Regions from separate parts of the Homo sapiens genome. Here region 2 is linked to region 1. Evidence: chromatin contacts called from ENCODE Hi-C or POLR2A ChIA-PET data. All regions are on one chromosome and are shown on one strand. Each heading gives the region's core, a stretch centred on a gene start or an enhancer-like site at or near the end of the contact. The rest is flanking DNA. Distances are from core to core; before and after follow the strand shown. Region 1 has its middle 290 kb from the start of EPIC1. Region 2 overlaps LOC124905150 (a long non-coding RNA gene).

Region 1 (4,830 bases), core at 1,108-3,607:
GGTGCAATCTGTCTCAGCTCTGGGCTCACCTCTGTGCAGCGTTCTACAGCCCAGCACCCTTCTTTCAGGTGCAACCATGTCTCCTTTACCCAGGGATGCTCCCTGCTCTCAGAACCTCTCAGGGTCCCAGTGAGAAACCCACGAGTGAAGGAGCCTCCGTGTGCCCTGCTTTGGGAAACACCCTCGTCTGGTCCTTCAGGGACTCCAGCACAGTTACTTGTCTGCCCCTGGCTGGGTACCAGGTTACCTCTGGGAAACTCCCGCACAGGGCCCACCAGGCCTGGGTTTGTCCCTGGATGGACAGGCTCGATTTCCTCTAGGCCCGAAATTCGCTTCTGCTGCGGTAGGAAGAGTGCCCAGGTGGGGCCGGGCAGCTTGGCGTCAGGGTCCTGGCGTGCCCTCAGCTACATGCACTGTGGGGGTGACTGTTCCACACTTCAGATCATCACATCCTAAATGTACACAGTGGCATCTGAAAGAAAGGCCCCTTGGCTGTGGGTGATGGTCCCTACCTGACTTAGTGACTCCAATTCCAGCCTCTGCCTGGAGACATCACCCCTTCTGATTTATGGGCATTTGGCCATATCTGCTCACAATCATTGTCTTCCTTTTATAGGAGATTTTTAGTTTTATTGGCAGATTTAAATTCAGGTGGACATTTATAGACCCATACAATATAACACTTAATTAAATGATGTCACATGAAAGGACTCATGCTAAGGACGGCCTCTGAGCTGGGCATGGTGAGGCTCGGCTGTTGCAAATCCCCACAAAGTCCAGCCACAGAACAGCAATCCAGGCTCAGGCAGACATGGTCAAGGCTGGCCCTACATCAGGATCTGGAGCTTGGAGCCTCCAGCAGAGGCTGGGAAAGGAAGGGGTGAGCAGGGGCCATGCAGGAAGGGGTGAGAAGGAGTCCAGGTCACCACGGGAAAGGCAGAAGTGAGGAGGATGATGGCCATAACCGCAATGAAGGCAGTGACTTCACCACACAGTAGGCATGCTTAGAGTGGGGGGCCCTGGAGTGTCGACGGGTGGTTAGTGTGCACTGCATGCTGGGCCTTGAGTCCTGCTTTCCAGGACTGACGTGTAATCCTCTTGCCAACCCTACACAGCACAGACGATGATGAGTATTTTGAATTTATAGATGAGGAAACTGAGGTTCAAACAGATTAAGTAATCAGAGTCCAGGTCTGTCTGATCCACAGGCCTGTGCCTTCCACACGGCGCTATCCTGCCTCACGGTGGGAGGGCGTATTCAGTAGGGGCTCAGCATATTCAGGATAAGGGACTCACAGACAAGGATATCAAAGAATGACTGACAGGTGAAATCCAGGCTGGGTCAATTCAGAGAAGGCTCTGGAGGAAGGCTAAGGGGGTGCGACTTAATTCACACTGGTGATGGGGAGCCAGTAAAGGATTCTCAGCCAAATGGAGCAGGTTGGAAACTTCTTAGGGTGATTGGCAGAGGGATTGGAGCCCTTTAGGTGCATGGTCACGTAGGAGAGCCCCATGTTCGGGCAGGTTTGCAACTTCAGCAAGCTTTATTGTATGGGTACATTGTGTGCCCAGGTGGGAATAAGCACACTTCGAACAGAATTCTTGAGCGGGGGTGGGTGATGCTTATCTGGTTGTGCCATTTGGAGCTCTATCTTCTTGTTCCAGGGATCACAGAACAACCATTCAGGTGGATGATGCACGGAGGAATATTTAACTTAGAACATGATGGTGAGTTCAAAACCATTGTTGACAACAGCCTGAATCTGCTCCACCTCTGAGCATGCCACATCCATCAGTGCAGGTCTAGGTACAGACAGCCAAATGTGGACAATGGCCCACAGGTTGATGTCCGGTGCTTTGAGCAAAAGGCAAGGTGAAGACTCTGTGATTGCAGAAACAGGAAGATAGGGCCTTGGGGCTGCTGGGACCTCGATTTCCTCTCTTCATTTTCCTGGGAGGTCTGTGCTGCTCTGGGCACATGCTGCCAGTTCAGACACCACATTCTCAATCCTTACACATGTGCTTGTTCAAGGTTCTTTCAATAAGCAGTCTCTATCGATCCATTTTTGCAAGGTTTGCTCCCTCCTATGTGCTGTAAAATGCTGCTGCCTGTGGTGCTGAGTAACTTGGGGATGGCCACACTGGCTTGCCAGGCTCCTCAGCCCCCACCCCAGGGAACTGGGAGCTGCATCATGAAAGGGTCAAATGCAGAGAGACTGCCCAGCGCCCACGGTGGCCCAGCAGGCTGGGCATGCGTGATCTCCGGGCATACAGCTCGGGCCCCTTGTTGAATAAGCTCTACCTGTAGGAGCCAACAGCCAGCCGTTAGTGCTGCCGTGGAGCCTAATTGAGAATTACCAGGTGGCTGAGGCCCAGACAGGGCTTTGTGCTGGGGTACTCAAGCAGAAATGTTGCTCAGCCCGTGGTGATCCTATTAGGAAGCGGAGAAGTTAATGAATAGTGTGTTCTTTCTTGCTTTCCCTGTCTGCCTTCAGCACGTTGTGTTTATCTACTTATGTATGGAAATCCAGGCCTTCTTAGTAGGCAGAGCAGAGAAGCAGCTTCTTGTCTCACCGAGGAACTGCACAAATCATTCCATTCAGGCAGAAGGCTTGATTGGGCTCTTTGAGTCTAAATAAGATGTCCTTAACCCTTCCTCCACCCAGACCCTTGTTGTTTGAGATGGGCTCTTTTAGGCTGCAAGAAACAAAGAAATGCTCAAAGAACAAAGAAATTCCCAGAGAGAGATTTTTATTATAAGCTACAAGAGACACAAGAGGAGGAAGAACAGCTGCAGAGCCGGCTCCGGAAGCAGGAGCTCGCGAAGGGCACCCAAGGTCGCCAAGGCTCTGGCTGAGCTACCGTGCCGTGTCCTGCGGAGGTGCAGAGGCTGTGGTTTCCCGTGTGAGTTTCACGTGTGTGACTTTCTCTCATGGCCTCCTCTCTAGCACTCAAGTGCAATCAATCAGACAGGGGGTCTGATGGCTCCCGCCAGTCACCATCTGTGGGGCCAGGCTTCCTCAGGGGGCACTGTGGGTGTGGAGGGAGTCTGGAGCCATGCGACTTCCTGGAATAATCTAGGACATCTGTCAGAACATGGAACTGCTGTTATTTGACAGAAGCAGCAGCCACCACTGTCTGAGCATTGATGGTGCACCAACCACTGGGCTCAGTGTCTGTTGCAGTTATCGAATGTTGCATGATGGATCACCCCAGCACTTAGGGGCCTTTATCGTGTACACAGATTCTATGAGCCATACATTTGGGAAGAGTTTGCTGGGTAGTCCTCGCTTGGGGTCTCTCCTGTCTGCAGTCAGATGTTGGCCAGGCTGTAGTCATCAAAGTTTGATTGAGATGAAGGGTCTACTTCCAAGGCCTCATCCACATGAGTGGCATTTGTTGCCAGCTGTTGGCTGGGGGCCTGGATCCCTCTCTGCACAGAACTGTCCATGGGGCTGCCTGAGGGTCTTCCTGGTGCGCTGGTTCCTTTCTCTCAGAACTAGCAATCCAAGACATACCGGGTGCAAGCTAAAATGACTTGCATGAATTAGGCATTTTCTTTGTATCCCCTGTCCTGATACCAGTGCCTGGCATGTAATGGCACTTCCTTCCTAACTGAAGGAAGAAGAGAAGGAAGGGAGAAAGGAGAGGGAGGGAGGAAAGAGAGGGAGGAGGGAGAGGGAGGTAGGGAGGAAGGAGAAGGAGGAAGGAGAGGGAGGAGAGACAAGGAGGAAGGAGAGGGAAGAAGGAGAGGGAGGAGGGAGAGGCAGTAAAGAGAGGGAGGAGGGGAGGAAGGACAGGGAGGAAGGAGAGAGAAGAGGGAGAGGGACTTAGGGAGGAAGGAGAGGGACTAGGGAGGAAGGAGAGGGAGGGAGGCAGTAAAGGGAGGAAGGAGAGGGAGGGAAGAAGGAAAAATTGTCAAAGTTTGATTGATTTTTCTAAATTAAAGAGTCGCAATACTAAGCTTTTAACCATGCATCAGGACAGATTACAGAGGGCCCTGGGATTGGGCCCATTGCTTTTGGGAAGCAGTGCCTGTTCATGGTTCTGTGCAGGGTGAGTGCCACTGAGTTACACTAATAATCTAAGCCTACCCAGTGGGTTTCTGCTAATGATAAACATCTGAGAACTCACTCAATTTTTCTCCTTCCTCGTTTGCTGACCCTTACGTCAAGGTGTGTGTGAGTGGCCCTGCACCTGAGGATTTCTTTCTTCTGTTATTTTCAATACCAGCTAATTGCATCCTCTCTAAGGCTGCCCCTCCGGCCCAATCCTGCCCCCAGACTGTGACCTCAGCAGGAGCCTTTATACCCTCCCTCCTAACTGCTAAACACTTGGGATTTCCAAGGGCTTGACATAGAATTGGAAGATGTCTAATTAAACTGATTCTTCAGTGTTTGTGAATAAAACAAATGTCCAAGAAGCCATAGAGCATCAGACGCCAAGGACAGGGAAGGGTCCCAAAATCTGGGACACCAGCTGCTCCCCATTTATGATGTGGGTGCTCAGGCTGTGGGGGGGCGGACAGAGGACTGGGAGGAGGAGGAGGTGACCTTGGAAGTTGTTTTTACTAGAGAATCTATAAAATCTGTATGTAAGGAAGCTTCTTTGTTTATGAGCTCATTTTTGTCCCAGGCAATAACTTGTCCTATGTCATGGCGTGATGGTTAGTTCTGAGTGTCAACTTCATTGGATGGAAGGATACAAAGTATTGATCCTGGGTGTGTCTGTGAGGGTGTTGCCAAAGGAGATTAACATTTGAGTCACTGGGCTGGGAAAGGCAGATCCACCCTTAATCTGGGTAGGCATCATCTAATCAGCTGCCAGCAT
Region 2 (4,830 bases), core at 1,153-3,652, 130 kb before region 1:
AGGCCCCGCAAAAGGAAGAGTCCACCAGCAGGGCAGGAGAGCGATCCAGGACCATCACTGGGCCAGGGCCAGGCACAGGAGCCAGCCTCTGGCTTTGTCTTTAGCATGGACTGAGCACAGAGGCAACAGCCCCTGAGTACCCACCTTGAACGGAGGGGACCCTTTCCCCCAGCCTGTTCCAGCCCAGCGGAGCCATGGAGAAGCCCAGAGGCACTTCCAAGAGGGGGAAGCTCCCAGGCTGTGGATTCAGGATGTGTTAGTTACCTACAGCTGCCCTAATAAATTAACCCAAACAAGGTGGTGTTAAAACAACAGGCATGGACTCCCTCACAGTTCTGAAGGCTAGAAACCCCAGATGGAGGTGACGGCAGGGTTGTCTCCGTCTGCAGGCTCTGAGGGAAAGTCTATTCCAGGCCCCTTTCCAGCTTCTGGGTACTTCAGGCCTGTAGAGGCACCACCCCCATCTCTGTCTCCATCTTCATGTGGCCTCCCCTTGTGCTTCTCCCCATCTTTTCTAGGGACGCTTGTCATTGGATTTAGGACCCACCCTAATCCAGATGAGCTCATCACAAGACTCTTTTTTTTTTTTTTTGTGAGACAAGATCTTGCTCTGTTGCCCAGGCTGGAGTGTAATGGCACGATCTCGGCTAACTGCAACCTCTGCCTCCCAGGTTAAGAGATTCTCCTGCCTCAGCCTCCTGAGTAGCTGGAATTACAGGCATGCACCACCATGTCCAGTTAATTTTTATATTTTTAGTAGAGATGGGATTTCACCATGTTGGCCAGGCTGGTCTCGAACTCCTGGACTCAGTTGTTCCACCTGCCTCAGCCTCCCAAAATGCTGGGATTACAGGTGCGAGCCACTGTGCCCGCCCACAAGATTCTTAATTGCATCTGCAAGGACCTTTTCACCAAATAAGCTCAGATTCACAGGTCCCAGGGGCTACAATGTGGACGTGGTATTTTGGGAATCATCATTCAACCCACTACAAGAAATGAGACTTACCTCCAGCTCAGGGAGCAGAGGGCACCCCCCAGTGTAGACAGCGCTGAACCTCAGTGTGGGAAGGGAAAGACAGGAGTAGCAACAATAGTGAAAGAATAAGAATACATCTTGCCCGGGCTTCCTGTCAGGAAGGAGCATGAAGAGAGAAGCCGTGTGTATGCGTGGACTGATGTTTTTAATAATGGTATCTCCTGAGCTGCATCCCACACTTAGGGGTAACTCTCATCCTATGTCCAAAGCTCTATGTCATGGAAATCAAATTTAAAACTGACACCAAGCATCGAGATGAGAGCATTTGGGCGTCAGAGAGCATCACTTGTACACATTCAAAAAGAAAAACCTTGGAGCTGGTTATGAGGCTGCTACCAGGCACAGGCCTCAAGGAAGTCCGAGGGTCCCCTCTGCTCAGACCCAGAATCCCATGCCGGGGGTGGACGTGGCTTTGGCAGAAAGAGTTCTGGGAAGCTCCTCACTGTCAAATGCAGAGCGGAGGCCAGGAGAGGACCCTGGTCCTTGGAGTCACCCAGGAGCTCACCTTTCTGGGCTCCTGGGCTCTGAATCCACTCCCTAGCACAAATTCATGGGTTTCTTAGACTAACTTCTATATGTTTTTATAATGGGAAGAAATGGCTTATAAGATTCAAAGCAATGAGACCTTCGTAGCACTCAGTTCAGTGCCAGGCACATGTAGACAGGAAATCAAAGTCAGTGGCTGTTCAAGCTGAATTCACGTCCAGGCCCTGCCACCAAATTGCCGAGCAACTTTGCTCCCCTGTGAGAGAAGGTGAATTCTGCCCAGTGTCCCAGTTCCCTGTATAGCAAGCATCCCGAGCACAGTGAGGTTTGGGACGCCGGTTCAGGAGATCTAAGCTCAGGTCACTGAATGGTTGCCATTCCGCAAAAACAGAAGTTGGGGATTGAAAATATTTCAGGTAGCCTGACACGGTGGCTCACGCCTGTAATCCCAGCACTTTGGGAGGCCGAGGCGGGTGGATCACCTGAGGTCGGGAGTTCGAGACCAGCCTGGCCAACATGGCGAAACCCCATCTCTACTAAAAATACCAAAAAAAAAAAAAAAATTATATGGGTTTGGTGGCAGGCGCCTGTAATCCCAGCTACTTGGGAGGCTGAGGCAGGAAAATCGCTTGATCCAGGGAGGTGGAGGCTGCAGGGAGCCGAGATCGCACCACTGCACTCCAGCCTGGGCAACAGAGTGAGGCTCTGTCTCAAAGAAAAAGAAAATGTTTCAGGTGTTCCATGGAGCAGTGTCACTGCCACTCCCTGCTGTGGGGAAAGGCAGAGAGGGAAGGCAGCTGTGAGTGGAGACATCACTGTGGTTGTGAATAAACCACTGAAACCATCGTCCCACAGCAGGCTGGTGGGTGGGGAGGCCCTGGGGTTAGACCTAACACCCTCCTTCCTGAGGGCCGACATTGGACAAACAGGTGTTTTGACTGTTGAAGACACACAGCTGGGGTCTCACAGCCAGCTCAGCCCAGAATGAAGCTCAGAGACCAGAGCTCAGCTCCTGAACAGGCGTCCCCAACCTCACTGTGCTCAGAACCCTTGCTGGACTGGGGACTGGGGAGACTGAGCAGAATTCACCTTCTCTCACGGGGGAACTACCTGGCGATTTGGTGGCAGGGTCTGGACATGAATCCAGCTTGAACAACAGCTGAGTTTGACTTCCTGTCTACCATGTGCCTAGCACTGAGCTGAGAGCTTTGAAAATTTCATTGCTCTGAATCTTAGAATGCCCAAAAAGGTCATCATGAAACCCATTTTACAGATCACGAAACTGCCATAGCAACGATCCTTGATGCATTTATTAAATTCATCCATCTGTTCAGCTTCACAGCCTGAGATTTTTCAGATAATTTAGACAACGGGAGTTTGTCTGACTTCAGTTATTCAGTTAGTGGCTCATACACAGAATATCATAACCAGAAAGATTTTCCTAAGGGTGGCATCCAATTTCTTCATTTTACAGAGGATGACACTGAGGTTCTGGGACGACCTGTGTCTCACCCAAGGCTGCCTGGGTAAAGGGGAGCAGAAACAGGTAGAGGGAGCTGGTCTCCTGAATCCGATCCAGCCCCGTTTTCCTGCCAAGCCCTGGGATGAGGACCTGAGACGCCTTCTCCCACCCACTGCTCTGCGCATTGCACAGAAGAGCGGCTGCTGGTAAAGTTCTGGGAGTTCTGACACATGCACGCCACAGAAACACAGGACTGGGGGTTGTCACCGCTATCAACGTTAATGACAATAAAGGGAAAACAGCATTTCAGTGTCACTTCACTGAGCCATGATTACTCATGCTTCCAGCAAATACTCAAGGAATCAGCACCCCCTACCATCCCTGCTTTATTATGTGTTTTTTTTTAAGCCAGCTCCACTAAACACAGGCTGCATCTGAGGCTGAGGCTGGTGTGGGGGTTAAGTTTCCTGGCAACACATCTGCTCCTTAGCCCTGAAACTTCAGGTTCCTTCTGGCTGGGGGCTGGGGGCTGGGATTGTTTCTGTAGTTCTCATTTCAGACTCTGCTGATGCCAATAAAAAGAAACAATGTCTATCTATCTATCTATCTATCTATCTATCTATCTATCTATCTATCATCTATCCATCTATCTATCCATCTATCTATCCGTCTGTCTATCTATCCGCCTGTCTATCCGTCTATCTATCCATCTATCTACCTATCCGTCTATCTATCCGTCTATCTATCAGTCTATCTATCCATCTATCTATCCATCTATCTGTCTATCCGTCTGTCTATCTATCTATCTATCTATCTGTCTGTCAATCTATCTATCCATCTATCTGTCTGTCTGCCTATCCATCTACCTATCCGTCTGTCTGTCAATCTATCGTCTGTCTGTCAGTCTATCAGTCTATGTATCCATCCATCTATCTATCTATCCGTCTATCTATCTATCAATCTATCTATCATCTATCTGCCTATCTATTCAACTATCTATCCGTCTATCTACCTACCTATCTACCTACCTACTGACAATCACGTGCCATTAAATGAGATTTCTCTCAATAATAGACCTCACAAACAAAGGTCGTCTCCTGAGATTAGGACGCTCCACCTTCACTGTGCCTTTTCTTTGTTTAGATGGCACAGTACTTGCCATTGTGCTGCAGTCTCCTGCAGGATCTATACAGTCACACACTGAACAGGTGCATGGCCCAGGAGCAACTGGCCATACCACATAGCCTCGGTGTGTAGGAGGCTGTGCCGCCCAGGTGTGTGTGAGTGCACCCTGTGATGTTCACATAGCCATAAAATCACCCACAGGTGCATTTCTCAGAGCATATTCCTGTCTTTAAGCAACACACGACTGTATTTATTTATTTATTTATTTATTTAGAAGGAGTTTGTTCTGAAACAGAAGCCAAAATATTCTCTGGGTCCTTTTTGGGGAATGGGCTAAGAACTTCCTTGGGAAAGGCCTCAGCCCCTTCCATTCCCACCCACAGTTCCAGCTGGAGGGCCAGGGAGGCTGCCCAGGCCACAGTCCCATGATCACAGCTGATACATGGCAGATCCCCAGGTAAGGGCCAGGTGGGCATGGGCTGATGGCAAGGGTAGGGCCTGGGCATTTTCTGCACTCAGGTGGGGCTGCAGGGCCCCAAGGCCACAGGCAGAGAAGCCCCTACCTGCCCAGCCCTGGGCAGCACCTGCGCCACACATCACCTACTCACTGCCATAACCGGGCGGCCTGGTCCTCCCTGCGGGTAGGAAGCGCGGCATGTCGATGCCTCAAAGGCCAGAGCAGGCGGACACAAGATGTGCGTACACCCACCTGGGGCTTCTG

What was found. Hi-C counts contacts between places; a loop is a spot of excess contacts on that map. ChIA-PET counts read pairs that join two places held with the same protein, here RNA polymerase II (POLR2A). Pooled maps may share reads with other maps.
Region 2: a loop to region 1 is called in a map with no recorded cell type, with 14 times the contacts of the local background. The contact joins two enhancer-like sites. A Hi-C loop is called at or near these places in 12 of 37 single-sample maps with no recorded cell type and 4 of 50 pooled maps. POLR2A ChIA-PET finds 5 or more read pairs at or near these places in 1 of 52 experiments (B cell).

Annotation. Positions count from the first base shown.
Region 1 is chr22:47,916,786-47,921,615 of GRCh38, reverse strand. No RefSeq gene overlaps it. Among named protein-coding and RNA genes, the nearest start is that of EPIC1, 290 kb to the right of the region's middle. Within about 2 kb of position 2,357, at least 2 of the 41 ENCODE cell types and tissues checked have a DNase peak (open chromatin) inside an H3K27ac peak, as active enhancers do.
Region 2 is chr22:48,043,168-48,047,997 of GRCh38, reverse strand. LOC124905150 (a long non-coding RNA gene) reads left to right here. Exons shown (of 2, transcript XR_007068162.1): 2 at 2,997-3,288. Among named protein-coding and RNA genes, the nearest start is that of MIR3201, 230 kb to the left of the region's middle. RefSeq lists an enhancer at 4,454-4,830. Within about 2 kb of position 2,402, at least 2 of the 41 ENCODE cell types and tissues checked have a DNase peak (open chromatin) inside an H3K27ac peak, as active enhancers do.